Regions from separate parts of the Homo sapiens genome. Here region 2 is linked to region 1. Evidence: chromatin loops called from intact Hi-C (ENCODE). Cell type or tissue: ovary. All regions are shown on one strand. Each heading gives the region's core, and the rest is flanking DNA. Links, peaks and the distances in the headings are about the cores only.

Region 1 (16,329 bases), core at 3,928-11,927:
TTAATTTTTGTAACTTAGAGCAAATATCACTAAATAAGTCTGCTAGTTACCAGAGAACGAATAACCCTCAGCAAGTGCTGGATACTGATGTGTGTAGGTTGCTGTCCAGTAGGTGCCTAATACACAAAATCAGTGTGATAAAGGAAGTATAGGTTGTAGATTTCCAGGCACCTCTTGTCCTTACTGAAGATCTGCATGTGTATGACCATTGGAGAGAGTTGGCTTTAATGTCCATATATCAAAATGTAAGTTGGTAAAGACATTGGACTCCAGCTATGTTCTTTAGAAAGAAGGTATTGGACTCTGGCCATGTTCTTCAGAAAGAACATGCCTGGCTTTTTCACGATTTGATCAGTCTTCTTAGACCCTGAACCCCACCATGAAATGGCTTCCCCAGACACAACCCGAGAGAGTTATGCTTTGTTTCTCAGCTAAAATATTTTGCAGATCTTAATTTCCTGGGTCATTGCATCATTTTTTTTTTTTTTTTAAAGACTGAGTTTAAGAAATAAATTATCGGCCGGGCGAGGTGGCTCATGCCTATAATCCAAGCACTTTGAGAGGCCAAGGTGGGTGGGTCACAAGGTCAGGAGTTTGAGACCAGCCTGGCCAACATAGTGAAACCGTGTCTTCACTAAAATAAAAAAATTAGGTGGGCATGGTGGCAGGCACGTGTAATCCCAGCCACTCGGGAGGCTGAGGCAGGAGAATTGCTTGAATCCTGGAGGCAGAGGTTGCAATGAGCCGAGATTGTGCCACTGCACTCCAGTCCGGGCGACGGTGCGAGACTCCGTCTCAAAAAAAAAAAAAAAAATTATTGTGTTTTTCCAAATGCTCGCTGTTCTTAGAAAAGGGAATGCTGTGTATGGTGGTAGAGCTATTTGGATCACTTGGCAAAATGTGCAATTCCTCAGAATTGATGAGTGAGATTAAATCAATCTTTTCCCCTTAGTTACCTGGATAAAGAAGCCATGAGGAGAAATGTAGCTTATGTTGTGTTTCCACAAACTATATAAGGAAAACCTTGACTTCCTGTGTCCTGCAGGGGTAGTGCACTTGCCATTAGTCCTTTTAAGTTGCAATTCTTCCCACCAGCTAAAGAGAAATATATAAATTATTTCTAGCTAGGTGGCAAAACTCCCCCAGCCATCTTGTCAAATGATTGCATGGGTGCAAAGATCTATAAATTCCTCCATAGGTTGCATATCCTCACCATTCAGGGAGGCCCCAAGTTGTCAATGAATAGATGGCCAGGCCCAATACTGGACCAGCCAGTGGTGAAAGGGCTGCTGTTTGGAGAGGTGGAGCTAGTGCTGAGTATAGGAAGACCATGTAGAAATACCAAAGTCAGACCCATTGGAGGTTTGAGCAGATTGTGAGATTTTTCAGGTACACCAGGGAGGCAAGATAGTACATCTCTAGTGCTGGACTTAAACTGAAGGCAGTCCTTCTTTAAATTGTTTTGGTGCCCTCTGGGCATTAAACAGATGCAGTCTTCCACTTATGGCCAATAGTTAGAGCCACAAAGAGTCTATTTCAAGTTTCAGGAGATGAATGGCATCTCTGCTGCTCTTTGAGAGACTTTAAGGTATTTTTCCCCTGAATTGTGATTGGGTTCCCAGGCAGGGTTCAGAACATTGTGTTTATTGTCTGCCGTATTATCTTTTAAGCAATGCTGTACTGCCTGATGGTATGGAAGAGGTAACATAGATGTTTGTAAACATACAGTCATTTGATGGCTAAGGAAGTTTTGCCACCCAGCTAGAAGTAACTTATGTATTGTTAGCTAGAAGAATTTCAACCTGAAATTGACCCAATTTTTCACTCTTTAAAACAGAGCAGTTGCTAGAATAGTGGGTAGGTTTCTAGATTTAACCTGGTTTATCTTACATTTTAGTTGGTCAAACCTTAATGGCTTTTTCAAAGACTTAGAGAAAGTTTAAAAGCAATAGTGACTAAATAGATGGTGGAGCAGAAGGGAGCATGGTTTCATCCACGAGCCTGAGTTTTCTTTTTGAATTTTCCTCTACTAAATTATATCTTTAGTTTTGGAATCATACGTCACATCAAATTTTAGATTAGAGATGGTAAACTGTTTGGCCTGTGAGCCAGATACGGCTTGCAGGTATGTATTTTTTGGCCTGCCCAGTTTGTTAAATTCTGAATAAAGCCATCATTTAAAAACCACAAGTTTTAGGCGGGGCGTGGTGGCTCACAGCTGTAATCCTAGCACTTTGGGAGGCCGAGGGGGGCAGATCACCTGAGGTCAGGAGTTTGAGACCAGCCTGGCCAACATGGTGAAACCCCGTCTCTACTAAAAATGCAAAAATTAGTCGGGCATGGTGGCACATGCCTGTAATCCCAGTTACTCGGGAGGCTGAGGCAGGAGAGTGACTTGAACCCGGGAAGCAAAGGTTGCAGTGAACCAAGATGGCGCCACTGCACTCCAGCCTGGGCGACAGAGCGAGACTCCATCTCAAAAAAAAAATCACAAGAGGGTCTGAATTTTCCCATTTCCAACTTTGAAAAATCAGATCTGGGAACTCCAGACATGCATCTCTTAATAGTGATGGTTAGCTAGAGCCAAGAAGCAAAGTTTATAGATAATGCACTTGATATAAAATTTAAAGGTATTACGAAATACTCTGGGCTGGGCATGGTGGCTCATGCCTCTAATCCTAGCACTTTGGGAGGCCAAGGCTGGTGGAGTGCCTGAGCTCAGGAGTTTGAGACCAGCCTGGGCAACACGGCGAAACCTCATCTCTACTAAAAATACAAAATCTAGCCCGGTGTGGCAATGTGCGCCTGTAGTCCCAGCTACTCTGGGATGAGGCAGGAAAATTGCTTGAACCAGGGAGGCAGAGGTTGCAGTGAGCTGAAATCGCGCGACTGAATTCCAGCCTGGGCGACAGAGCGAGACTCTGTCTCAGGAAAAAAAAAAAAAAAAAAAATTCTGTGAAAAGGATATCTTCCTTCTATACAGGTCCCTTAGCTCCTCAGTTCCTTTCCTGGAGACAAACACTGTTGTTACTTTCCTGCCCAGAGATATTCTTTAGGTTATATTCTTTATTTAGATGATGCCCTTTAGTAGGTGACCCTTAATAGGTATTTGAGCTTATAACCCGTCTTCAAAAAGGATCATTATTTTTCTTAACTCTGAATAGGACTGTGTTTTAAGATAAGGTTTGAAATATAGTACTTAGTAGAGGACCTCCTAGCAACAAAAATTACTGTTCTAACTACATCATTTTCTATTACTTTGAAAAATGTGTGTATGCGCATATAAGCAAAATATATAAATATATGTTAAAATATATATATACCTTTACGTATATCTGTGTAAAAGTAGTGTTTTGATTTACATACTTGATTCTCAATGCGTTTACAGGTGGTCAGTAATAAAAACACAGAATTCTGCATTCTACGTAGAAAGGTCTCCACTTATTTATTTTAGCAACACAATCAAGATGCTAAATTAATTCTCATTTTGGGTTAACTATTTACATCAATCAACATTGGAATTGCAAACGATTCAACTAGATAATTATATGTGACATTACCATTATATACTTTGTTTATAAAATACGTGTTTAAAAAATATACTGAACATCTTTTGAAAATCTGATACCAAGCACTGTGCTAGTAACTGAATACAGAAGTTAATGAGACACTGACCCTCAAGGGCTCATAGTCTAGTGTGAGAAGCTGACATGGAAATAGTGAGCTCTAATGCAATAAAAAATGTTTTAGTCATTTGTATATTAAGTGCTGAGAGAGCAGTTACTTCTGCCTAGGGGAATAGGATGTCAAGAAAAGCTTCACAGGAAGAGAACAAATATTTCACTTAGTTTTAAAGGATGAGTAGACTATTTTTAAAAATAAAAGTTGGATTTTGGCAGAGAAAGAGTAGAGAAGGGAAGGGCAAGAAGCCTAGGGCGTTCTAGACTGAATAAAGGTCTCCGAGGCCAAGTCTTTAGTATATTACTCAAAATCATGAGTAGTGTGATGTACTTGGAGCCACAGTTACCTGAAGTCAACATAATGTTTTTTAATAATAGCTTTATTGAGTTATAATTCACATACCATAAAACACACCATTTTGGCTGGGCGCAGTGGCTCACGCCTGTAATCCCAGCACTTTTGGGAGGCCGAGGTGGGTGGATCACTTGAGGTCAGGAGTTTGAGACCAGCCTAGCCAACATGGCGAAACCTTGTCTCTACTAAAAATACAAAATTAGCTGGGTGTGGTGGCATGTGCCTGTAATCCCAGCTACTCGGGAGGCTGAGGCAGGAGAATCACTTGAACCCGGGAGGTGGAGGCTGCAGTGAGCTGAGATTGTGCTGTTGCACTCCAGCCTGCAAGGGCGGGGGGAAAAAAACAACCACACACAACACACACACACCTTTTTAAAGTGTGCAGTTCAGTGGTTTTTAGTATATTCACAGAGTTGTGCAACCATTACCACTCTCTGTTTAGAAAATTTTCATCCCCCACACCCAAAACAAACTCTGAACCTATTAAAAGGTCACTCCCTGTTCCCTCCTCCTTCCAGCCCCTGGCAACCACTAATCTTCTTTCTGTCTGTAAGGATTTTTCTATTCTGGACACATCACATAAATGATCCTTTGTGTCTGGCATCTTCTATTTAGCACAATGTTTTTAAGGTTTATTCATGTTGTAGCAAGGTACGCAATTGTTTTTCATTTAAAGAAAAAGTCTCAATGCTATTACAATTTTCCATATTCTTTGCACCTGTGGTCTGTCTCCCTAAATATAGCCCCTTTATGAAGGAGGAATGCAAAGCTGATCCAACTAGAGACTACAAATTCCTTTATATTTATATAGAAAGGGGCACATAGTAATGAATTGGAAGCCATATCCAAGCTAGAATCATCTAGATTTAGTGAGATTGACTAGTGCAACCCAATTTTTTGCACTCATCCCCTGTCCATCAGGTACCTGGAAATGATTGCAATGATTTTGAACTAGGTTACTGGTATAATCATACTGCTGTTGAGATTAGCAGGCAAATTACCAAGTTAGTTTTTTATTGGAGGGGGAGAGGTCAATGTGTGAGGGTGCATAGTGGAGACTGGGGACCAGGCTGACAAAGATGAATTGTTTTAGGTAGTGATGACTTTGAGGTAATGGGATAAGTGAGTGAAAATGACTGGTTGGCGTTGGAGATGGGATGGAGATGGAGCTTGGAGAAAAAGAATAGCACTAGTAAATGGATTTAGCTAGACAAAGGAGATTTACCCTATTCCATTTAGCACAGTGAGGAGAGGCTAGACAGCTAGGATGCAATAAAAAAAATTTTAATGAGAAATGTGTGTGGTAGATTAATTTTATTAATCTCAAGTTATAGATTAAAAAATTTAAGTACCACATAAATGCCATTTGCCTTTGCTAATGTTACATTTTTATGAAGAAGGAGCCTTGCATAAGAATGATATAATGGACTTTTGGGACTTGAGGGAGAAGCTTGGGAGGGGGGGTAAAGGATAAAAGACATATTGGGTGCTGTGTGTACACTGCTTGGGTGACAAGTGGACTAAAATCTCAGAAATCACCACTAAAGAACTTATCTACATAACCAAAAATCACCTGTACCCCAGAAACTATTGAAATAAAAAAAAAGAAGGGGACTTGGACAGATAGCCGTATTCTTTGCCAAATTATAGTTACATTCTGCTCATGGGGGATTAGGAGGTTCAATGGAAGAAAGGCCCCACTCAGCTTTCTTCCCTCTTAAAATGTTGCCTTGTAAATTAGGGAATTTTGCATAAAGCTCTGACCTTTACTTCCAAGGCCTTTACTGAGAATGGGTTTGGATACTTGGAGATAGATCCTGACTCCCTATCCCTCCTAGATCTTTATTTATCCTATTTGGAACCCAGGGAAATGGCCTTAAAGCTGATGAACCACAGGGTGTCCAAGTCATGGAGCTATTGAGGTTCTCCCCAAGTATCTTTTAAATTGCTGCATTTGGGATGGGTACAGTGGCTTACACCTGAAATCCCAGCACTTTGGGAGGCTAAGTTGGGAGGATTGCTTGGGTCTGGGAGTTTAAGGCCAGCCTGGGCTAGATGGTGAGCCTCTGTCTCTATTTAAGAAAATTAGAAATTAGCCAGGCATGGTGACACACCAGCTACTTATAATGCTGAGGCAGGAGGATCACTTGAGCCCAGGAGTTTGCGGCAGACAGTGAGCTATGATTGTGCCACTGTACTCCAGCCTGGGTGACAGAGCAAGACCCTGTCTCTTATTTAAAAAAAAAAAAAAAAAAAAAAAAAAGCTGCGTTTGTTGAAGAAATGCTCAGTCTAAATCAAACATATGAACACCTTAGCCATGTTCCACAAAAATTTGCTGTGACTTACCTTCTTAGAGTTATTTCTCATCCTATGAGTAGAATAAGTATCAGTTCACATGTATTTATTTGTTCCAACTGTGGGTTCAACATCATACTATGAGAAATGCCAAAATATTTTCTAACTGAATGTAACTAGAGATAAGACTAATTTATAAGAGAGTTAATAGAACAAGCTATATTGGTATATCCCTGAGAAATTCAAATTCCTAAGTCCCTTTACCCAATTTCCCTGAAATACTTCATTCCTATTCATGAAAGTTTGCACGTTCCATGATTCCAGGATTAATTTTAGGCTGTTTTACTTCCTTGCCTTGACCATATTGTCAGTATTTGATGTTGTACCATGCAGTTATGATTTCAGGGTTGCAATTACAGTGCACCATTAATATAATTTGCATTTTGTCAAGGTTGTGCTAAATAGAACTTCCTTTCTGCAGATTTGGGGATTAATGAATGATCATCTAAAAAGAAAGCAACAACCATAACATAGGCTATAAAATCATAAACAGACCAGCAGAAATGAACAGGGCTGAGCTGATTAATTGGTTATGAATTAAAATGTAGATTGTGATTCATTCACTATAGAACTCAGAATTCTAGAAAATGCCCATTTCTCTCATAGCCAAAAAGTCATATGAAAAACATTACGGTCATGTGATATGACTTCATTGGCACAGCAATTTACTATTCAGCAAAGTAAATAACACAATTAACAAGTGTTTCTGCTGGGCCTTTTGCACTTACACTGAGATTTTGGCCTCTCCCCCACACAGCTGGTTTTGATTTGGTTCCTGTGGAATATTTTTGTTTTGTTTTGTTTTGCATTTAACAACAGTCAGATATTTATGTACAGCTTCATCAAGAGCCTCTGATGACAAATATGCCTTTGGAGGCCAGCAGAAGCTGTGGGAAACCCCCGTGTCAGCACTCAGACCTGTTTCCAATGGAGAGAAATCGCTCTGGGGACTGAACTAGCCTGCTCATGAATCCAGTTCCCTTTTCCCAGAGCCTTCTGCTAGCTCACTTCCAACCCATGCTGGCCATCCTGGGACTGTGCCCTGCCTTGATTTTTCCTTATGAAGCAATCCCTCAAGACACAGCCTTGGCCCTCTCTCCTGAGTGAGGGAGGAAAGGCAGAAACAGGCAGAAAGCCATTTACTTCTTAGATTGGAAACTAGAGCCTGGTTTTTGAAATAAAGCTTGGCAGTATCTCACTTATAACTTACTTTATAAAATGTGTACCTTTTATTTGCTGTCAGAGTTATCTACATGAATTTGAGATGTTTGGATAAATCGTTATTGGGGAAAGTTGCAATTGGAAAATAGACAATGAAGTCTGGGCAGAGTTCCCCACCCTTCGGAAAAGAGTCTCGGATGGTATAATCCGCTTGGAGAAGTCTAAGCGAGAAAGAAGGGGGGAAATCATAAATGCTGAAAGCAAAGCAAAGACAGCTAATATTAGGAAACAGAACATGGGAATCCAGTCCTTCTTACATTGTACTCCTGGTTCCGCCAGTGTTCTCATGAGTGACCTTGGATGAATCCTTCAGTGTCCTGTGCATGCTTCCCCACTTAAAATGAGAGGATTGAATCATGTGAAATTCTTTTTTTAAGCCTCCTTTCTAGAAAAAAATGAAATGCTTTTCAACTCTAATTTAGTGATTTTGATTCAAATATACCATGTATAACCAAAAAGGAAAAAGATGGATAATTTTTACATAAAAGTGTTTAAAAATATATCAAAGTACTTACTTTTTATACATTTTATAAATATTCTTTGGTATCTATTATATCTAGCTACCATTGCCAGAAACAACTTTTTGCAGATTTTGAGATTTACATCTACTTTGAGCCTTAATAGAACATTGCTTATACTTTGTATTGATGTGTGTCACTGTACGTATAAATCTAAAATGGTGTAATTCAGCCTAATAACTTACCTCCTTCACCAGACTCGGTGCCACTTTTGACTTCTTTATAAACTCAAATCCACCCTGGCCATAACTGGGTATGTTCATGAAACATGCTACTCACTACCCCTCAGTACAGCTTCCGAAGATGAGTTCCAAAGCCCTCTTACTTTAATAGCAGCATCCTTAGAATGCTGAATGTGTAATAACAGGAGAGTTACTTTAATAATCAGCCATATTACATTAGAATACTCATAAAGTGTATGAGTAACCCGAATCCTGGCCTGGTCAGAAGGTCTGAGTTCATACCTCAGCTCCCACACATAGCCAAGACTGCCATGTTCCTCTGTGTGGGCCGTGTCAGGCAGGACCGTGTGCAGCAGTCATGTGAGACCTTGGGTTATTTACTTCATTGACCTTCGTTTCCATCATTTTGTAGGATGTGATTAATAATTCCTACTCCTCACAATTACCATATTAAGTAAGAAGGCACCTTACAAAAGAAAAATACTGGACTCCATCAAAATTTTAAATTTTGTGCTTCAAAGGACATAAGAATACGAAAAAGTGGGCCACAGTATAAGAGAGAACAGCATTTTGCAAATCATACCTGATAAGGGTGTGGTATCTAGAATATAGAGGGAACTCTAAGCTGGGTGTGGTGGCATGTGCCTACAGTCCCAGCTGCTTGGGAGGCTGGGGTGAGTGTATCGTTTGAGCCCAGGAGCTGGAGACCAGCCTGGGCAGCACAGTGAGAACCCATCTCTAAAAACAACAACAAAACCCAGAATATATAGGGAACTCTTACAACTTAATAATATAAAGATACAGAACTCAATTAAAAATGGGCATTAGATTTAAAACAACATTTCTCCAAAGAAGATATACAGATAATCACATGATAGCATAATCAAATAAGATGCCCAACATCAATAGCCATTGGGACAATACAAATTGAAACTACTGTGAGATGGCATTCATACCCAGTAAGATGGCTATAATCAAAATGACAACATCCAATGTTTATGAAGATGTAGGGAAATTAGAAGCCTCCTACCTACTAGTGGGAGTGTCAAATTCTGCAGCCACTTTGGAAAACTGTTTAACAGTTCCTTGAAAAATTAAACATAGAATTACCATGTGACCCAGGGATTGTACCCCTAGATATATACCCAAGGCTACTCTGGACACCCTGCCTATAGGGTAGCCCTGTTCCACAAGGAACAGTACCAAAAATTGTATATGTGTGTGTGTGTATAAATATAGCCCAGAGAAATGAAAATGTGCACACAAAAAATGTACACAGTGTTCCTAACACTATTATTTATTCATAATTGTCAAAAAGTGGAAACAATGCAGATGTTCATTAGCTGATGAATGGATGGATAAAATGTCAGCTATTACGCTGGAATAATGGAGTATTCAGCAATAATAAGGAAGTACTAATACATGTTATAGTATGGATGAACATTGAAAATGTTACACTAATTGAAGAAGCCAGTCACAAAAGGACACATATTGTAGGATCTCATTTATGTGAAATGTCCAGAGTTTTAAAGTCCATATAGTCAAGAAAGTAGATTAATGGTTGTCAGCAGGTGGGGATGGGGGATTAAGGGAAAATCAGTGGCTACTTAAAATGTTTCCTTTCGAGGTGATGAAATGTTCTAATCTTAGATAGTGATGATGGTTGCACAACGGTGATTATACTAAAACCATTGAATTCTATACTCTGAATGGATGAATCATATGGTGTGTGAATTATCAATACAGATGTTTAAAAAGCAAGACAAAAAGTGCCCATAGTTGGGGCATTTTGTTTCTCCTTCCCTCTCTCCTTTCTCTGGTTCTCTCTGCATGCAATGTTGATTTTCTCTCTGTGACAGGCTGTCGTAGGATGTTAGCTCATTGTTTTTAGGAATGCGTTTTCTGTAGATTATGACAAGGATCTCTTCCATTTTTATTGTGCCTCAGTTTTCAAAGCCTTAGTCTCTGTGCACCTCCTTTAGCCTTTTCTTATGCTATGGATAGCCTGTAAACACTGAGGGAAGAGATGGAGGGGCCTACCAACCAAATGCCTCCCCTCTGTGCTTGCTGTGGGGAGAGAAAGCCACAGTTGGCTCCATCCATAGAAGACATCGCAGATAAAGGGGTTAGGGGAAGATGAGAGCACGTTGCTATCTGTTTGTGTAAGTTTAAGCAGGTGTTTAGAGGATCTAAATCCCAACCTGGATCTGAATTTTTAAAATTTCCCTGTTTACCACAGGATTTTTCCCCCAAGATTTTTTAGCTTGAAAATTCCCAAATATACCAGAAAGTTGAATGAAAAGTACAGTGAATACCCACATACTCCTACCTGGATCCAACAATTAACATTTTGCCACATGTGGTTTATCTCTCTGTGTACGTGCATGCACTCCCCCGACGTCTTATCACAGTTCGCATATATACTTGCTCGTTTTCTCTTTTAAACCATTTGAAAGCAAGTTTTATATACAGCGGCACCTCACCCCTAAATTTTAGCATGAATCTGCTAAGAATATAGACATTCTCTGATGTAAACAGAGTACCATCATCACAGAACAACAAAGAATAATTCCATAATACCACCTAAAATCCAGTACATGTCCGAATTTTCCCAGAAATGTACAGGATTTTAAACTATTGTTTGCTTTTTCCTCAAGCTGGTAATATTATACTTAGAGTTTTTTCCAATAATACTTAAGCACTGGTCATACATACCAAGTGATATCCACTTAAGCATATCTTTTTAATTCCCTTGACACCCTCACGCTCCTCTCTAAATGGGGAGACACAATTACCCTATTAGGCAACATGCCCCTGAGGTCCTGCTGCTCCAGCAGGCCTCTTCTAGGTGAGCGTCTTCTCTGGGTGTCACCAGGGCATCCTGGTCTGATTGAAGCAGCCCTGAGAGCCAACCAGCCCTGAGCAGTGGTTCCCACCCATCCTCCATCCAGGGTCCCCAATGGTGGAGGCTTTTAAGGAGGTAGGAATGGGACTATGAAGGCTATTTTCAATATTTTGAAAAGTCAAACAGGAGTAAAACATTTAGGACTTGAAAAGATTACATTGACCAACTGAACTATCAAGATTTTAGCCAGGCGTGGTGGCTTGTACCTGTAGTCCTAGCTACTTGGGAGGCTGAGGTGGGAGGATCGCTTGAACCCGGGAGGTGGAGGTTGCAGTGAGCCAAGATTGTACCACTGTACTCCAGCCTGGGAGACAGAGGGAGACCTTGTCTTAACTAAAACAAAACAAAAATAAAGATTTTTTTTCTTTTTAACCTAAATTCTGTTGTCTCAGAATGGAATGGCATACTGTTATCTGACCTGGCCAGAAGCTCTGATTGGTAGTTATGAATCCCTTTGAATTATTAAAAAAATTAGGCAAATTAGTGCATTTGCTGGGTAGGAGAGGTTTTTCAAGATCTAATATGTGAGAGAGAAAGTGAAAACTAAAGGAATTCTTGGAGATCAGGAAGTGGAGAATCTCTGGCCTGTGGCGCTGCTGAGCCTAACTTCCTGGCTTCACATCAGCAGTGGAGGCTTCCCTGGGAGGTGTTCTTGCAGTTTGCCCTGTGACCGCTATTCTAGGGGCTGTATTTTTACAGCTGACCCTTCTCACTTGCAAACATAACAGCTGCTATGTGTTGAATTTGGGGAGTTTCCATATTTTGAGACTGTAAAATTAAATTGATTTTTAGTTCTGAGCTCTTAGTCTTATTTTCTTTTTCTTTTCTTTCTTTCTTTTTTTTTTTTTTTTTGAGACAGAGTCTCACCCTGTTGCACAGGCTGGAATGCAGTGGCGTGATCTTGGCTCACTGCAACCTCCGTCTCCCAGGTTCAAGCGATTCTCCTGCCTCAGCCTCCCGAGTAGCAGGGACTACAGGCGCCCACCACCACGCCCGGCTATTTTTTGTAGTTTTAGTAGGGATGGGGTTTCGCCATGTTGGCCAGGCTGGTCTCGAACTCCTTACCTCAAATGATCTGCCCGTCTCAGCCTCAGAAAGTGCTGGGATTACAGGTGTGAGCCACTGCACCGGGCCTGAGCTCTTAGTCTTGATCCATCTTGCTTCTCAGCTGTAGGGGAGCAGGGAGGGAAGGGAATGTGAAATATCCTAAGGTGTGTGTTTTTTAAAATTAAATATTGTTGATCTTTTATCATGGCTTCTATCAGTCAACAGATATTTATTGACCCTTTGCTGAGTTCATGGTGTGGGAGTCAAAGAGGTACAAGCCAGGCTTTTAGGAGGCAGACGCAGTATAGTTGGGGAGATAGGACAGGAAAGTCACTAGGACTGCAAGGCAGTGGGTGTGCACGTGGTGCAGTAAGTTCTGCAGGGTTTCAGGAACATCAGGAGCAAGAGAGAGCTCCAGGGAAGAGTTAGGTTTTGAGGTGCGTCTTGAAGGTTGGAGCTCCAAGTGCAGGAGAGAAAAAGCTTTCCAGAAGGGCCTGTGGCATGACCACATCCAAGTCTCTGATGAAGAGTACCAAGAGAGGTATAGCAACTAATGTTAATTGCGTTATCTGTGATTTTCAGGGCGCTTTTGTACCTGCCCTTTTGATGCCCATAACAATCTTAGGAGGTGACTATTATCCCATTTTATGGATGAAGTTGTCAAGACTGTAGCTATGCTCAGGATTTATCTACATCTTGAGGTTTACAGTACACTTCATAAGGCTGGAATCAGAGAGGAAGAAGTGCATAGGGTGATGCAGAGGCATTCTGCTTTATAGAACATATCTCTACTTTCATATTGAGCAGTTTCCAAAAGCGGTTTTGCTTTTTGTCTGTGTCCTTACAACTACTTCTCAGATAGCATAGTTTCTTTCACTGTACCATCCTGGGGCCTTACTGTACTTTCTTACTCTTAAACTGGCTTCTAATAAAATCCGTGGGAATGAGATTTTACTTGTAGATGAACTTGCGACTCCAATCCCAACTTACCATTGGGAAAAGAGCAGGTAAGAGATAAGTCCTTTCTTTCTGGCCTTTACTCTTTTTTTTTTTTTTTTTTTGAGACGGAGTCTCGCTCTGTCGCCCAGGCTGGAGTGCAGTGGCGGGATCTCGGCTCACTGCAAGCTCCGCCTCCCGGGTTCACGCCATTCTCCTGCCTCAGCCTCCCAAGTAGCTGGGACTACAGGCGCCCGCCACTACGCCCGGCTAATTTTTTGTATTTTTAGTAGAGACGGGGTTTCACCGTTTTAGCCGGGATGGTCTCGATCTCCTGACCTCGTGATCCGCCCGCCTCGGCCTCCCAAAGTGCTGGGATTACAGGCGTGAGCCACCGCGCCCGGCCTTTACTCTTAATTTCCCTTTACAATTTAGGGAAGAGTTGGTCCCCATTTGCTTTTTTTTTTTTTTTTTTTTTTTTTTGAGACGGACTTTCGCTCTTGTCGCCCAGGCTGGAGTGCAATGGTGCAATCTTGGCTCACTGCAACCTTTGCCTCCCGGGTTTAAGCTATTCTCCTGCCTCAGCCTCCCAAGCAGCTGGGATTACAGGCATCTGCTACCATGCCTGGCTAGTTTTTGTATTTTTAGTAGAGATGGGGTTTTGCCATGCTGGTTAGGCTGGTCTCAAACTCCTGACCTCAGGTGATCCACCTGCCTCGGCCTCCCAAAGTGCTGAGATATAGGCATGAGCCACTGTGCCTGGCCCCCATTTGCTTTTATTCAGCTATCTGGTGAAAAAAATTCAGTATTAAACTAGAAATATTTATATCTTATTGTTGCAGGACAAAGTTGTTGAGTTTCTAATAACAAATATGTAAACTGCTGTGGGATATTTTTGTTTTGTTATAATTTGCTGCTAGCTTTCAAGCATCTGTGTTTATCCTACCTTAATCCTCTTTGAAAGAGGCCATACTTAATTTTACCCAATGCTTTATTAAAAGGAAAGAAAGTTGGATTTTTAAATTTTTTATTTATTAATTTTTTGAGATGGAGTCTCACTCTGTTGCCCAGGCTGGAGCGCAGTGACATGATCTCAGCTTACTGAAACCTCTGCCTCCAGGTCTAAGAAATTCTCTACCTCAACCTCCCGAATAGCTGGGATTACAGGTGCATGCCACCACACCCAGTTAATTTTTTTGTATTTTTAGTAGAGACAAGGTTTCAGCATCTTGGCCAGGCTGGTCTTGCACTCGTGACCTCATGATCCACCCACCTCGGCCTCCGAAAGTGCTGGGATTACAGGCGTGAGTCACCGCAACCAGCCTGCATTATGTTTTAAAGCACCAGTTTGGAACCAATCTTTTAGAGGTAACTGTTACAAGTTTCTGTACCCAAATATTGGTTTATCTGTACTCTGTTTCTTCCTTCCCCTTTCTCCTTTTTTTTTTTTTAATTTTTTTTTTTTTTGAGACAGAGTCTTGCTCTGTTGCCCAGGCTGGAGTGCAATGGCGTGATCTCAGCTCACTGCAACCTCTGCCTCCCGGGTTCAAGCAATTCTCCTGCCTCAGCCTCCCAAGAATCTGGGACTACAGGCGCCTGCCACCACACCTGGCTAATTTTCATATTTTTAGTAGACACAGGTTTCACCATGTTGGCCAAGCTGGTCTTGAACTCTTGACCTCAGGTGATCCACCCACCTTGGCCTCCCAAAGTGCTGGGATTACAGGCGTGAGCCACCGCGCCTGGCCCAATTTTTGTATTTTTTTATAAAGATGAGGTTTCACTATGTTGCCCAGGCTGGTCTTGAACTCCTGGCCTCAAGCCATTCACCTGCTTCGACTTCACAAAGTTCTGAGATTACAGGTGTGGGCCATCACACCCAGACTCTTCTCTTTCTTTCAACGGTAACCTGTGGAAATACAATGTTATCATCCAGTACCATGATCGCTAGGCTGAAGTAATAGTAAGCCAAGCTCTCTTCAGCCCTTAGCAGTGTGGGCCCAGAAACAGGGTGGTCTTATGGAAGGGAGCATAGGATGTGGGTCCTGAAGAGAAGGTGTTCACTCCTGGCCCCATCGCTAGTTGCATCACTTCATCTTGCCTGGATTTCATCTGTAAAATGGGATAATGCCTACTCCACAAAGTTGATGTGCTTTGAAATCTTTAATACAAACATTTGTTATTGGAAACTAAATACAAACGAACCAAATGGAAAACTAGATTTTTTTCATAAAAATGTTTCGGGATATATATCATAGGCCTTTGAACGTAAATATCTTGAACTTTAAACAATCATTAGCCATTAAAATTTTAATGTGTATTAAATGGATATTATTAGACTGTCAAAGTGATTAGCAATAGGTGGTTTCATTGTAGAATAACCTATTTTAAAGTATTTTAGGGCCAGGTGCGTGGGATTACATGCCTGTAATCTCAGCACTTTGGGAGTCTGAGGTGGGAGGATTGTGTGAGACTAGAAGTTGAAGACCAGCTTGGGCAGCATAGTGAGACTCCATCTCTACAAAAAAAAAAAAAAAAAAAAAAAAAAAAAAAATTAGCCAGGTTTGGTGGCACATGCCTGTAGTCCCAGCTACTTGGGAGGCTGAGATGGGAAGATTGCTAGAGCCCAGGAGTTCGAGGCTGCATTGAGCTAAGATTGTGCCACTTCACTCCAGCCTGGGCCACAAAGCAAGACCTTGGCTGTACAACAAACAAAACAAAAGGAAAAACAACTATTTGATTTTAGTCAGGGTGTAAGAATATGTATTATTGTTCCCAAAAAAATCTGTGTAAAAACTTCATAGTGTGAAACAGTGGCAACTGCTTGATTAAAACATCATTTAGAAAAGACACTCTTCCCTGTTTTGAAATTGACTCCTCAAAAGGACAGCTGAACATGGCCTCTTCTCCAGGTGTCGCCATGCACTCCCTCTGGGCCACCATACACACTTCTGTGTGGGGCGTGCTCCCACCTCCAGCCTGCTCAGCTGATCTTTTGTTCAGCAATGCCTGTCTACTTCCCCATGAGATCCACCTGGCACTCCTACTAGTCTTAAACCATTATCTCCCTTGAAAAATGAGTTCTGGCTCACTCCTTACTACTAAGGCTGAGGGGCAAAGGAGATTATA
Region 2 (16,329 bases), core at 4,354-12,353, 160 kb after region 1:
ATCATTCTACCATCAAGACACACCCAGGCCAGGTGTTACACAATACATTTCAGTCCCTTCCAGAACATTTTACGAGGCTTTTCCATTAAATAAAAGATTTAATGATTTGGCCACATCCAAATTTTAAAAATCTATATTTCAAAAATACAGTAAATAATGCTGAAAAGCAAATAACATTACTTATTTTCCCCAACGCATTTGACAGAGCATCCTTAATATGAAGAGTCGTAACATATCAAGAGAAAGAAGATGAATACTCTAATTTACAAAAAAGACAAGGTATAAACAACATCATGGTCACAGAAGAAGAAATGCAAACGGCCAATAAGGATATGAAAACATCATTCAAGTTCTCTAGTAGCAGAAAACAAACAAACAAACAAAAAAACACACAATAACAATGTTTCTCCCCGAGAAACTTGCAAATATTATATAAATGAATAAATGGTAGCAGTCACCTGTGGGAAGATGCCGAGAGAGAGACAGATGCATACAGCTGCTGGTGGGAACAGATCAGTAAACCATATAGAGTGAAGCTGGCAGAACACACCAGCGAAAACAGACATGGAAGACCTCTGACCCAGAAATTCCACTTCTATAAAAGTGGGAATATATGAGATGGGAGGAAGGATGGAGATATTCGAAGTTCTGCAAATGACAGTAAAACAATGTAAACAACCCAAATATCTGTATTTGTTAAAAAGTTCTTTTGGTTACAAGCAACATAAAACAAACCTAGTTTAAGGAAAAAGGGGCAACTTACTGGAAAGATACTGTGATATTTCTTGGAAATGAAAAAATGCTGACCAACCAATCCTTGAAAAGAGAAAAAAAAAAAAAATGAGGTGGCCCCAGGGATCTGGGCTTCAGGAGGCGGAAGGCGCCCATGGTGGGTCCATGTGCAGCATCTCACCAGAGCCTGCCTTCTGCCCTCTCCCAGCACCCAGGGATCCACCACCACCACCACCACCACCACCGGCTCCAAGTGTCACAACTTGGTGACCTTCCTAGGTCCTATGTACATATCATCCTCCAATCACTGCTCCATTAAGGAGTTATTAACATCAAGTCAAAATCCCAAGAACACTTTTTATTATACATCAAATATGCTGCTAAAAACTAGAACATGCCCCAACACACACTTAAATGCTACCAGTTTTCACAGTCAAGAGACTTCACTGGGCTGGACACAGTGGCTCATGCCTGTTATCCTAGCACTTTGGGAGGCCGAGGCGGGCAGATCACTTGAGGTCAGGAGTTCGACACCACCCTGGCCAACATGGTGAAACCCAGTCTCTATTAAAAATACAAAAATTAGCCTCATGTGGTGGCGCATGCCTGTAGTCCCAGCTACTTAGGAGGCTGAGGCAGAACTGCTTGAACCTAGGAGGCAGAGGTTGCAGTGCACCGAGATTGCGCCACTGCACTCCAGCCTGGGTGGCAGATTGAGATTCCATCTTAAAAAAAAAAAAAAGAGAGAGAGAGAGGGAGAGAGACTTCAATGGAGCCTTGAATGAATTATTTATAAGTAAAAAATTGAGGGATCTCCCAAGAGAGAAATCTATTATGGTCTTGTTTCAGATTTGTAGGTTTAAGGAGAAAAAGGGACAGGGGAATGTTCCACCTCTGCCATGAATAAGATACTGGATTTTTTAAAAAAGTAAAACTGCTGGAATTGTTGGCTAGACAGAGATGAGCCTTTGGGGCAGGAAATCAAATATTATGAAAAGGTGATTTATCTTAGAGCAGGCATGAGGTGTTTAATTTATTCCATGTATCTCGCCATCTTGCATTCCAAATCTTCTGCCTCCTCCAACAGCTCTCTTGCTTCCCTTGTCCTCTTTCTGAATGCACACTTCCCACCACAGAGGAACCACACATATCCTAAATCCCTCCTTTATCATATACAACGTCACCCCTCCCAGTGCTGATGGACAGGCGACCCCCTGCCGTTGGTCCCTGGGTGTTTCAAAGAGAGGCCCTGAGGAGCTGACACTCCAGAGCAGTCTCTGGGTCCCCTCTTCCCATGAAAGCCCCCAACCCTTCCCCCTGCAAAGTGGGACAACTCCTAGATTAAAGATTGCTAGAAAATACAATGACTAAGTGTAGTGTGATTCATTACTGAATCTTGAATTAAAAAGAATGTAAAAGAATTTTTTAAAAAATCTTAAAGTATAAAGGGCATTACTGAATATGAAAAGATGATGTGAGATCATATCATTGTCTGCACACATATGAAAGAAAGATAAAGCAAATACGGGCAAATGTTAACAACCGATGAATGCAGGGAAGGGTATGTGAGTGTTCACTGTGCTAGTCCTTCAGCATTTCTGTAGGTCTGAACTTTCTCCAAAATAAAAAGTATCTATGGTGAGGAAACGGTGCAGGAAGGATAGAAAGAGGAGATTATCACCAAATTTGGCTGGAATATGTAGAATGATGTGATTTAAAGCACAGGTAATATGGTATACACTGCCCTCCATATCCTCAAGTTCTGCATCCACAGATTCAACCGATCATGGATGGAAAATGGAGTCAGGCCTCTGATGGTACAGACTTTTTTCTTGCTTAGGAATAATAATTCCCTAAACAATACAGTATAACAACCATTTCCACAGCATTTACATTGTATTAGGTATAAGTAAGCTAGAGGTGACTTAAGTATACGAGAGGATTTCCATAGGTTATCTGCAAATATTATGCCATTTTACACGAGGGACTTGAGCATCCTTAGATTTCTGTATCCTCGAGGGTCTTGGAACCAATCTCCCAAGGATATCCAGGGACGGCTGTATATGACAATCGCTTTGTCGGGAGCCCTCAAATAATCTTCCCCAAGAGTTGGCACAGGGATACCAGGAGGAGCCTGCGTGATGGAGAGAGGCCTGACATGCATGAAAAGATGCCACTGGCAACAAATATGTTAGTTTCAAATATTAGCCTCAAAATGAAAGTCACAAGGGAAGTTGGAGAATCCAAACTGCTTGCCCTGAATTGCACGAGACCTGCTTCTCACACAGACAACAAACTCTGTGTAGCTTGCCGAAAGTCGAGAAATAATAGCAGGGATTTAAATAAATTATTTTGAAATTAAACCATGGCTAGTGGCCAAAGAGACTTTCAAGGCAAGGCCAAGGAGGCCATCTTCTGAGTAATAATACTGGGAGAGGGAGTTTGGGAGCAGATCACAAAGTCCTTGATGGTCATCCTAAAGGAACTGTGTCTTATTTCACAGTCCAAAGGGGGCCAGAGCCACAATCCAGTGATAAACTCAGCAAAGTCCTCCAATGAGGTTCTAGAGGAATCCCTGCCGATGAAGGAGCTGCATGGCTCAGGCGCCTTTCAGCAATGCCTCCCCTACCAAGCGTAGCCATGGTAGACAGTCAGCTTCTAGGTGACATGGAGTGTCTGTGTTTCTATCACTGGACGTAACTTGCTCAAAAGCCAACGGCCTAAGACAAAATGATGTGGTGTCATTCAAAACCAACACACAGAGGATGACAGCTATTAGTGATACAAGCACAAATCTGTCACACAAAAATAAAATAAACGCAACAACAATCTACTAGAAAACAGCCGAAAAACACTTTGGCTTTGAGGACTTTTTGGAAAAATTTGAAAAATACCAGAACTGGTACATACTTGGGCCGAGATGTGTTTGCTTTTCTAGCAGAGTATGAGCAAATCTGCACTTTGGGTCAATTTCCACCCAAAAGAAATGTCTGGTCATCTCTCTGCCCTGTGAGACTCAACCCAAATGCACTGAATTCCTCACTTTCATATACCTCACTTTATGTTCACACTTGGACTGGAGCCAGATGCATAAGCAAGAAATACAGAGGAGTGAAAAAAATCATTTCATCCACACAAGAAACCTGGGGGGCTTCTTACTGAGAGTCAACACCGGGATGAGATCACGTGCCGTGAAAGAAGCATCACGGGCAGGGCTGGTGCTACCGACTGAACCTCGCGCATGTGTGCGTTTTCGTTTTCTGTTTTCAAGAGCTTAGCAGGGAAAGGAGAGCGGTGGCGCTCTGTTCTGGCACATGTGGAAGTAAACATCAAGGCTCTAAGGGAGAAAATGGAAGTATACTAAGTGGTGCCACTCAGGGTTTATGTGGGCTTAAAAGTGATTCTTAACATCTGTCCCAAAGGGAAGAGTGTTTCCACAGAGCTCTCCTCGTGGCTCCTTTTTCATTCACACATTTACTCAGCACCTGGTTGGTGTCAGGCACTGGGAGGGTATAGTGCTACAGACCTGAGCAAATTCAGCCCCTGGTCTGGTGGAACTTGTAGACCAGGGAAGGGGACAGACAGCTGGACACCCAACTGTAGCAGAGTGTCATCGTTTTACACAAAGTAGTATTCACCTTGAAGCAGGAGGAAGTGCCACTTGCCAGAGGAGGTGGCTTTCAGAACCACACTGGAGGATGAAGTGAGTGTGCAGGCCCCCAGTTGGGCTGCAGCCCAGGGGGTCCTACAGGCAGACGCCCATGGAGATGGGCCTTGGCAGTGTCACCCTGTGGTGGACTGGGAGCCGTGGAAGGATTCCAAGCAGAGATGAATACTTCAGAAACCACCTTCTGACACTCGAGCACCAGTAAGACCAGCCAGGAGGGCACTGCCGTGCAAACAGGGGGCTAAACTACAGCCCCAGCCAGGGCCTACTGGGAAGTTAGCAGGCTGATCCACAGGCAATGACAGGAGGAAGGAGGAGGCAACGTCCCAGACAAATGGAAAGAGAGTTGTATCAGTCATGAATAGGGGGACAGAAGGCAAGGAGTAGACTTGGTGAAGTGCTGGAAGAACAATGGAGCAGCTGATGGCAATTCCAGTGAGGCGGTGCTGAATTTAGGGCACACATACAACACCCAGTGAGAGGGTGGATCTATGGGGTGTGAAGGCTTGGTCTAGGCTAGAGGTAAAGATGTGGGACTCAACCTATTGTGGCAAGTCCAGCCACGGGTTCATGTGTGACTTGGTTATAAGGGTCTGTGCAGGCAGAATGCCAGAGCCCTGGAGAATACCAATAACAACGAGTCTCTGGAAGATCCTGAGGAGTGGCCACAGAGGTGGGAGGGGACCACAGAAAGCCAGAAAAGGGCCACAGGAAGCAGGGGAGGAGAGCCCTTCAGGGAAGAGGAAATCAAATAAGACAAGGGACTGCACTCTTTCCTGAACCTGGCAACCAGTAGGTCACTCCTGAATGCAGGGAGAGGATTCAACAGAATTGTTGGTATGGATAACAGCACTGGACTAGGGAGTGGATATAAAAGAACAGGTGATCTCTCTAGAAATAGCTATGGAGGCGGGGAGAGGTAGGGATGGAAGATAAGCAGGCACAGGGTCAAAGGAGGACAGAACCTCAAGTTTCCTCAATTTCTCTGGCCTCAGTGAATTTCTCTGAAAGCCCCAAGCATTAAAGATGGCACCCAGCAGCCCCAAGTCACGGAATTAAACACCATTTCATGTTCATACTTAAACTTTACAGCACCAGAGCCTTGCAAGTCTGAAGGTTTGTGATAAGAGAATTTTGGAACCAAATAAAATGCTCCTTTTGTTAGGCAATATTTATGGGGCAAGTATGCTCCAAGGAATATTAAAAATAGGTCTTATGAAAAGGGGATGAAGGATTCTGTCTTAGCTTGAGCTGCCATAACAAAATACTGTGGACTTCGTGACTTAAACAGACGTTTGTTTTCTCACAGTCCTGAAGGCTGGCAGTCTGAGATTCGGACGCCAGCATGGTTGGTGACTGGTGAGGGCGCTTTTCCCGGCCTAGAGACAGCCGCCTTCTTGCTGTGTCCTTATGTGGTGGGGAGAAAGCAAGCAAGATCGCTGTTTCTTCTTATAAGGGCACTAATCCTAACAGACCAGAGCCTGCCCTCATGACCTCATGAAACCCTCATCACCTCCCAAAGGCTTCATCTCTAAAGAGCATCACATCGGGGGTTGAGGCTTCCACACGAGAATTTTGAGGGGACACCACTCAGTCCATAACAGATTCAATGGCCAATTCCATTTGAGAAACTCGGCTAAACAGTGTTTCTGCGCATAAGACTTCTCAAAGCCTGAAAGGTGCTAACATGCAGGAGCAGACCTGGGAGACTGAGTTTGGGACCACCGAACTTTGACCAGGGAACACTTCCGTTTCCCTTAGAGCATCTTGAGAGAAGAGTGTTTTGAGACAGTCTGAGCAGTGGCGAGGGGTGTCACTCCAGTTGTCAGATGCAGCTGAGGAAATGACTCCTAACAAGCTAGAAAACTCATAACCATCCCTAGTTGGGTTCAATGACATGGAAATTTAGGGATGCAGCAAGATTTCAGTTCTCAGATGTGCTTCTACATTGACCTGACGTAATAGGAGTTGGTTTGTCCTTTCTACTTGGCCTTGACCCAGTTTCTGGAGCTTGTTTCTATGTAGATTCATTAGCTGCATTATTCTTAGGTCTCTTCAAGAAGAAAGGCAAGAGGTAGTATAAGAAGTTGGAGGAGAGGGCAGTAGCAACAGTTGCTTCCTTCTATTCTGCAGTATGTGTTGCCTCTGCTGGGGCTGGAAGGCTCGGATCCAGAACTCAGATCCCTTGTCTGGCACAGTTTCTAGCTACTGCCAGACCCAGAACATTACTGCAACATTAAGCCCTCTAATTATGTTTTGGAGACAATCTGTGAAGAAATTTCAAAATGAAGAGTGTGTGTGTGTGTGTGTGTGTGTGTGTGTGTGTGTGTGTGTGTGTGTTTTAACCCATAGAAACAGCAAAATGGAGAGAGAGCAAGACCTGCCATTTAACTAAAAACTACACCAGATACAGAATGTGGAGCTTGTAAACCACCTTGCTATGTTCCAGCTGCCATGTGACACAAGCAAATAATTGCTTTATCAGCAAGAAATTAGAGGAAAATAAAAGAACCATCAATAGCCACACCTAGCCAAATTTGTTAGCATTTCTCTTCCCAGTCTTCAATCAAATCTATTAATGTAGATTTGGGACAGCACTTCATATACATTCAGGACAAACTGGTTTTGTGTCACAGTAAGAGGTCTATGAAGGTCACAGGCAATGTCGAGGTTAATCCTCTAGCTACGGATAAAAAGAGCTGCTACATATGTGCCCAGAGCAGAAGCATCTTCGCGAAGACAGCATTCCAAAAAGCACACTCAGAGGATCAGGAAAACAGCAGAATCCTGGGTTGTTTTGTTTCCTTACATTTTGAATACACTTGCATCATGTTAAAAGGTGACTCTGCACAGACCAATGCACATTCTGTCACATACCCCAAACGTCCTCTAATAGGCGTTCCTCTTTGAGAAAAAAGTCCTTTCAAGGTTTTCGTCCCACTTTTATAAACTTCATGGCACAGATCAGAACCACAGAGGCTAAAGCCTAAGTCCCCAGTGCAGCCTGGAACAGCCTTTGTTCTGCTTCTCTGACTCCTGTCCCCCCTTGGCATTTCTTCATTCTGTGTCGTCGTTTGGCCAGAAAAAATGCCAGCAGCAAGATGGGGAACTGCCTTCCCAGCTCTCTGCGAAGACTCTTAAGGCAGAAGCGAGGCCTGCTGGGAGAAGGCTGATGTCAGCTCTTAAGAGCACAGCTCCCTGCTCGGATAAGGAGGCCTTTGTTTTCAGCTCAACTGTGAAAATGAGAAAATGCCTCTAGCCTGACAAACAAGAAACCCACACAACACAGGTCAGGCCTGTGACCTTTACTTAAAGGTACCACACTCCATTAGCAAAACACTTCCAGGGAATCTGCAGATCCAAGAGTGGCCCTCAGAGAAGAGCAGCTCTGCTTCCACCTCAGGAAGGCAGGTTACAACCCTGAAGCAAACCTCACAGAGAATCAGTTCCTCGGTGACGATCCTCCCTAATGGGAATGGAAACACACACAACTGACATACATGGGGCAAAGTGGGGGGATGCTAAAGAAACTAAAAATCCCGATGTAACAACAATATTGCAGTTTCCACATTAGTAATTTAGGACAACTACATTTATGACCATAAAATATCCTCTTAAATCCCCAGAATGCCTTTGGGAATACTTGTAAGATACAGTATGAAAGTAAAGAATATAGAATTTCAGCACTGACCCTACCAAGTTTAGACTATGCCAAGGAGGCGTGGCAGAAAGAAAGAGCAGATAGTTTGAAGGATTCCATTCCATAGGCTTTGATTTATGAAATCTAGAGGGAAAAAAAACACATGTCTTCAAATACTTAAAGTAAATTATAAAATGCTCCAGTTTGAATCTTTTAGGCTAAGGTTACTATTGGCTTGGGCCACTAACTTAAAATTGGGCCACAGATTTTAAACAAGAATTAAAACAATCTAAAAAGCAGCTTCCCAAGCGTAAAGAAAACCCTTGTTTGTTCCTGTGGGATTCTCACCTGTACAAAGACTCATTTCAGGCCTCTTGGGGGCAGCTGGACAGCACTCCCCCTTCCACAATCCCTGAGGGAACCCTGGTGAGGCTGTGGGGACCTGGAGTGTGCCGAACTACTAACGTCCCGGGGCCTCCACCCCTTTACTTCCCTCCATCCTCCTTTGTGTGTGCTAAAATGAACAGTCCCCACCTCCCAAATATCCTCAGTAGTGTGTGGTTTGAGAGTGCTTAGGCTGCATCGTCCCAAACTATCAGGCATTAGGGTCCAGTATCGAATGATTCATCGCAGTTGGATATGTGTGCTATTAGCATAAATATCCCATGGTGGCTGACAGCACTGGCTCTAGGATCACACAGCCTGAGTTTTGAATCCTGGCTCTGGTACTTACCAGAGTGTGTGACCCTGAACAAGTTACAGAACTCTCAGTGTTACCATCTGTAAAGGAGGGATAACGATAGTCTCCACCTCATAGAACTGTGAGGATAAAACGATCGTGCCCATGAAGCACGCAGCACAGTGCCAGCGCACAAGGGCTCACGAGTTGCTGTTACTAACAAGCCCTGGAAAAAAGCCCTCCCAATTCTCTGGATGCTGAGAATCAGGACCTATCATCATTCTCCATGATGAAAAGTTCACCTCTCTCTAAAGCTTGTGTAGACATGAACACAATAACTTGTTTTGCCTATAAATACACATTACTGTTTACGACGTCCCAGCTGCTAGCAGGGTCAAGGGACTAAAATAACCTCAGCTTTTCCATTTCCTCTGGGTTCACTTTTAACCTGAAATGAGGAATTGCTTCCTTCACTCTCATGGAATTTGTGAAATAGTCTCTTGGTAACTGGTCCATATACATCCAAACTAAAGGCTCTAAAGACATAGAAGCAACAGCTGCCAAAGAGGGTATGATCATGTTGCCAAAGATTTTACATCCAGATACCAAAAACTACAGATACTGCAGAACATTTGAGGTCTCATATATATAATCAACTCTTCTGCAAAAGATAAAGAAAATCCAGGGAAAACCCCCAATCCCATTTTAGCCAATCATCAATTTCTTCTTCTTACTGAGTTCCTATTATATGCCCAGCACCTGATTTCAAAGGCTTCCTCCAACCTTTTGTTAAGCTGAATGAATTCGTGGTTTTGAGTTTGTTTTTCCCTCTTTTTCTATTCACCCCTATGGTGAGAAAAGTGAAGTGACAGGGCCAGGAAAAAACAAAACAAAACAAAACACCAGATGAACAATGAAGGATGAAAGGACAATGCAAGCAAAGGAAGAGGGAGGGAAGAGGAGGAAGAGGAGCTGCAACAGGAACCGGAGAGCCCAAGCCTGGAATACACACTCAAGGGCACACCAGAATCGGGACATCGGGCTCCAGCAAACACTTCAAAGGAAGCGTCATAGAAGCAAAGACAACAAGGGGCCCATCTCACACCAGGACCGTGTTTCAAAGGCCCCCCATCAGCGAGGGGAGGCTGCGTTTTCTTTCACTGGGCCCTTCCTCGTTCATTATGGGTTGCTCAGTGGGTCTGTGGCAAACACAGCTGGATGGAGCACAAGGCTAGTGACCATGGCTTTGATCCCAGTGTGAGCCTAGGGGCTCTGCCCTATTCTGTGGCCGGGGGCAAATACACTGTAAATATATACTGCTGATCAAAGAGAGGATGCCTGCTCCAACGGGAACGTGGGCTCAAACAGCACTTCCCCTAGAGACAGGGTCCAATTCAAGTCAACATAAAATTATTTAGCACCTAACACATGCCAGACATTGGACTGGTCAAGTGTCATCTTAAATACATGATGTGCACCTCTAAAGCTGCATGTAATTCCCCAGGTGGGATGTAGCTATGGCATCATCAAATGATCACTGGTGTTGGTGTCACACACAGCAGGGTTAATCCCAGCTGCCAACAACTTAGACACATCATCCTCTCACAAACTCAATTTTTGCTTTTATAAAATCAATCTGATATAGACAAAAAGACAGAGATAGACAGATAGATGTAGAAATGTGCCTACCTAGTGTAAAGGGTCACAATTATTGTGAGAGTTAAATGAGATAATATATTTCAAGTGTCCAACACACGGCCAGTCTGAAGTAAGCACTCAATAAATGTTCCCTTCCTCACAGGTGACACATCCCACTCTAAGTCTACACACACACAGGTGACAACCTCTTCATTTCAGCACAGAGCCCTCTCAAGGTTCTACCCACGAAGCAGCCTAGAATGACTCTCACAACCGATATGAATTTACCATACTGTTACACTGCACCCACTGTTTGCCTTCAAGAGTTTTAATTCTATTACAAATACACAAGATATTAAAATGCACGAGGTCATCCATTGCAGCACTGTTAGTATTGTAAAGCACCTGAAATTGCCAAAATGTCCAAACACAGGGGACTGGTTGGATGAGCTTTGATGCATGCAGGTAATAGAGTGCCACGCAGCTGAAATCCAGAGTGAGGAGCTGGTAGGAAAAGATTTCCATGATGTGTCATTGAAAAACACGAAGGCGGCCAGGCACGGTGGCTCACGCCAGTAATCCCAGCACTTTGGGAGGCCGAGGCGGGCGGATCACCTGAGATCGGGAGTTCAAGACCAGCCTGACCAACATGGAGAAACCCCATCTCTACTAAAAATACAAAATTAGCCGGGCATGGTGGCGCATGCCTATAATCCTAGCTACTCGGGAGGCTGAGGCAGGAGAATCGCTGGAACCCAGGAGGTGGAGGTTGTGGTGAGCCGAGATTGCCTCATTGCACTCCAGCCTGGGCAACAAGAGTGAAACTCCATCTCAAACAAACAAACAAACAAACAAAATAAGAAAACACCAAGGCTGAAGTGAGTACACACAGTAGGCTATCGCACATGTAAGAAAGAAGGGGAAATGCAGAGAAATGCAAATCAAAACCACAATGAGATACCATCTCACACCAGTTAGAATGGCAATCATTAAAAAGTCAGGAAACAACAGGTGCTGGAGAGGATGTGGAGAAATAGGAACACTTTTACACTGTTGGTGGGACTGTAAACTAGTTCAACCACTGTGGAAGTCAGTGTGGTGATTCCTCAGGGATCTAGAACTAGAAATACCATTTGACCCAGCCATCCCATTACTGGGTATATACCCAAAGGACTATAAATCATGCTGCTATAAAGACACATGCACACGTATGTTTATTGCAGCACTATTCACAATAGCAAAGACTTGGAACCAACCCAAATGTCCAACAATGATAGACTGGATTAAGAAAATGTGGCACATATACATCATGGAATACTATGCAGCCATAAAAAATGATGAGTTTATGTCCTTTGTAGGGACATGGATGAAATTGGAAATCATCATTCCCAGTAAACTATCACAAGGACAAAAAACCAAACACCGCATGTTCTCACTCATAGGTGGGAATTGAACAATGAGAACACATGGACACAGGAAGGGGAACATCACACTCTGGGGACTGTTGTGGTGTGGGGGGGGCGGGGAATAGCATTAGGAGATATACCTAATGCTAAATGACAAGTTAATGGGTGCAGCACACCATCATGGCACATGTATACACATGTAACTAACCTGCACATTGTGCACATGTACCCTAAAACTTAAAGTATAATAATAATAAAATAAGATAAAATAAAAAAAAAGAAAGAAGGGGAAATGATAAAACATTCACATATTTGCTTGATTTACCAAAACAGAAACACAAGAAGGATGCTTTGCTTCCAGGGAAGGGAGTAAAAGGTGTGAACAAGACAGGGTAGGGAGTAACATTAAAAGCACACTTTTTAGTACAGTTTTAACTTTGGGGAGCATGTTCATATCTTACATACTCAAAAAATAAAATTTGAAAGGATGGAAAAAGTCTAAAACTGAATGCAAACAGAAATGAATGAACCTAACAATATATTTCAAATAATACAACAATACTGAGGAGAAAAGGGAAAGTAACTCTTCAAATTCATCCTGTGACTATTATACCCTCAGCATGGGAGAAGGAAAAACCATAAACAAATCCTGAACTCTTTTTAGTTTGTTTTTCAAAGTGGTATTGGCACCATGCTTCTGAAACTACCTGAAGTGCACTGCAGGAGTGGACCATGAGTACATGTGTGGATGTAGTTCTTACTGGTGAACCAGGGAGATAGAGTATGGAACGGGGAGGGCGAGGAGGAGCTCGGGAGAGTTGGGTTAGCCCTGGAGCATCGCCAGGAACTCATTATCTCCTAGCTCTTTCCATGGAAAGGATCTAGAAACAGCACTGTTCAATAGAACTTCTTGTGATGATAGAAATGTTCTGTATCTGTGCTGTCCGATATGGTAGCGAACGGCCACATGTGGCTACTAAGCTTGAAATGTGACTCCTGCAGCTGAGGAACTAGATTTTTAATTTTAATTTAAAATCAACACCTGTGGCTGGTGTCTGCTGTACTATTAGACAAATCAAGTCTAGAAGCAATGTGATCATAGTAACAATAAGTTACCATGAAAAACTATGTAATCCATAGTAACGATAACACCTAGCACCTGGATCTGGGCTTCTAAATCCTATTCCCCACTAAAAGGATCTGGAGTCCCCTGGAAAAACGGCTAATTCCATGGCTGGAGCAGGTAGGCTACAAGATGAGCCTAGAACAACTTGTAGGCCAGAAAATAAGAAAGTGCTCAACAACCACAAGGAAATAATGGAGGTTATGACAAGGACATAGGACCAGTGGACAGGGTTCTTGTTTGTCAACTCTGGGACAGCTACAATTCATTCAGTAAGACAGGAACCCCGGAGTCCATATGGATAATAAGTAGATAAATAGGCAGGCAGGCAGGAGAAAGGGGAAGAGCTCTTTCTTACCAGATTGCACTTGAATATCAAGGGCCATTAAAAAAAAAACTTACTGATTTTTCCACAAGATGAATCCCACTCCACCTCTTCCCATCCTTTAATCCACTCTTTCCAAACACAGAGTACTTTTCAACTTCCAAACAGACATTCATCTTCTTAAGACTTTTCTTAAGAAATAAACAGAAATAATGTATTTCTCAGGGTCACCGTATTGGAACCAACCCAACAGTGTCATGGATAGGTTAATGGATAAATGCAGAAATTGACCTTTCTAGTCTTAAAACTTAAAACTTACATTTGTTTTATCTGAGGTCTTTAAGAAAAGACCTTCAGTCCTCTCAAAAACAAAAAACAAGTGTCAAAGAACTGAAGCCCACCAGGTAACTACATCCAGACAAAGAGATGTGGGACCGTCCTTCATCATGATTGTGTCCTTGCTCCTCCCAAGTTCCTATTTGTTAAATCTTGTTTCATTTCTTCCCTGCTATATAAACCCCAGCTTTAGTCCATCAGGGAGATGGATTTGCCCCATCTCCTGGACTGTAGCACCCAATGAAAGCCTTCTTCCTTGGCAATACTCCTCATCCCAGTCATTGGCTTTCTGTGTGGTGAGCAGCAGGACCCAGACCAAACCCCTGGTGGTTCGGTAACAATATCAACAAAAAAATTAATAATGAGTTCAAATACACCAGGTCCTAAGAGGCTGGAATAAAATCCCAGGAATTCTAATTTTCAAAATTCTGAAGAAATCACTAAGGAAACCTCTCTTTTTTTCCCCTTCCCCTAAATCAAACTGGATAGAACTCAGTCTTACTCTCTGTTGCCTTTTTTTTTTATAAGACATCATCTCGCTCTGTTGCCCAGGCTAGTGCAACGGCATGATCTCGGCTCACTGCAACCTCTGCCACCTGGATTCAGGCAATTCTCCTGTCACAGCCTCCTGAGTAGCTGGGACTACAGGCGCACACCACCACACCCAGCTAATTTTTTTTGTATTTTTAGTACAGACAGGGTTTCACCATATTGATCAGTCTGGTCTCAAACTCCTGACCTCATGTGATCCGCCCACCCTGGCCTCCCAAAGTGCTAGGATTACAGGCACGAGCCACCTCGCCCGGCCTCTGCTGCTTCTTACTCTGGCTCAGAGCCACCTGATCTCTCCATCTTTCTACTAGAAAATGTCTCCATATGATGCTTATAATAAAATGCAGCCAAACCGTGCACCTTTCAGGCCTTGTTAGCTAGCTACCGAAACTATTTTTTCTTTCTTCCTCTCTCTCTCTCCCTTCCTTCCTTTTTTAGAGGCAGGGTCTCCCTTTTGTACCCTGGCTGGAGTGCAGTGGTGTGATCACACCTCACTGCAGTCTTAAACTCCTGGGCTAAAGCTATCCTCCCACCTCAGCCTCCCAAGTAGCTGGGAGCAAAGGAACACTCCACCAGGCCAAGCTAATTTTTAAAATTTTTTGTAGAGATGGGGGTCTTGCTATATTGCCCAGGCTGGTCTCAAACTCCTAGGCTCAAGCAATCTGCCTGCCTCAGCCTCCTAAAGTGCTGGAATTACAGGCATGAGCTAGCACACCCAGCCAAAACTCTTTTCCAATAACACTCCTTTCCCCAGAATTATTATGACTGCTTTAGTGATAAAATACATCACATTTTCATTACATGTTATTAACAAACTCTAAGAAGATAAAGCACAAAAACCATTTTGTAATCTCCTTAAAGAGATACACTAGGCTATTCCTTTTCAAATAATTATGAATCTGTCATTTATTGCAGATAACTTCTTAGGCATTAAATATAAAGGAGGGAGCATGCTATAGCCCAAATAGGAAACATTTCATCAAACAGCAGCACTAAATACCCTACAACACGAAGAAGTAAGACAGGCAGCATCTTTCCAATCTGCCTGTGAAATCTGTCATTAGGCTCTTAGAAAACACAGTACAAACAATGGTAATGTTACTAAAATAACTATCACACAGTAAACAAGTAACACTCAGAAGGACCTAACCACACGCCAATCGCCTTTCCTCCTTACACTGTACACTTAAGAAAATACATTTTATAATATATATATTTTTTACCACAATAAAAGAAAAATGAGGGGGGAGTCACCTGGCTGGTGTAAGGGAGTCTGAGAGAGGAGGTTACTCCTGTTTCTATTTTCCTAAAACTTTGCATAATAATGTCAATTGTGATTTGCACATAAAATTTGGCGATTCTATTATTTACACTTAAAATTATTTATAGTGTCATCACAGACCCGTACCTCAAAGTCTTATTTTTAGCCACCAAGAGAGCTACAAAATTATTTTCTTTTTTTTTTTTGAGACAGAGTCTCGCTCTGTCACCCAGGCTGAGTGCAGTGGCGCGATCTCGGCTCACTGCAAGCTCTGCCTCCAAGGTTCAAGTGATTCTCATGCCTCAGCCTCCCGAGTAGCTGGGATGACAGGCATGCACCACCACACCCAGCTAGTTTTTTGTAATTTTAGTAGAGACAGGGTTTTGCCATGTTGCCTAGGCTGGTCTCGAACTCCTGGCCTCAGGTGATCCACCCACCTTGGCCTCCCAAAGTGCCAGGATTACAGGTGTGTGAGCCACTGCGCCTAGCCACAAAATTATTTTCTGAACATTTTAATATTCTAATAATAATATTAACAATGACTAAAGCTGAGTACTTACTATCTGCCAGGCACCATTCTTAAGTCCTTACAATAATCCTATGAGGAAGGAATTAATATTATCTGTGATGAAAGATAAAGAAAGTGGGAATTGAACCCAGGCATTTTGATTAAAAGGCACATACTATCAAACATTAAATCCACCATATATACATATGTATATTTTCTTACTCTCTATCATCATAACCAGTATCTGAACAATGGAATAAAAATAACAACCCCCATCAACAAAGTGCTATACCATGCCAAGCTCTTTGCATATTTTAACTCTAGTCCTCGTAATAGCTCTATACATTAACTATTATCATTGTCATTGTCATTGTCCAATGACAAGGATATCACTGTCAAGGATACTGGGCCCAGCTAAATTAAGTGACTTGTCCAAAGCCTCACAGCTGTTGTGTGGCAGAA

The links. A loop is a pair of places that touch in the nucleus more often than their neighbours do. Peaks named below come from ENCODE experiments on the same cell type or tissue, not always from the same donor. Only the 100,000 strongest peaks of a DNase experiment are listed, where the experiment ranks them.
Region 2: a loop joins it to region 1, with 2.0 times the contacts of the local background. A loop is called at or near these places in 1 of 110 quality-filtered maps.

Annotation. Positions count from the first base shown.
Region 1 is chr3:11,427,018-11,443,346 of GRCh38, forward strand. The region is part of intron 20 of ATG7 (autophagy related 7); the gene reads left to right. Among named protein-coding and RNA genes, the nearest start is that of ATG7, 160 kb to the left of the region's middle. In ovary, for the core only: no CTCF peak of the experiment used is centred there; DNase peaks (open chromatin) are centred at 7,384 and 11,844; H3K27ac peaks cover 5,311 bases.
Region 2 is chr3:11,583,973-11,600,301 of GRCh38, forward strand. All of the region lies in intron 2 of VGLL4 (vestigial like family member 4), which reads right to left. Among named protein-coding and RNA genes, the nearest start is that of VGLL4, 52 kb to the right of the region's middle. RefSeq lists enhancers at 1-285, 9,245-9,776, 9,777-10,307. In ovary, for the core only: no CTCF peak of the experiment used is centred there; a DNase peak (open chromatin) is centred at 7,552; H3K27ac peaks cover 5,091 bases.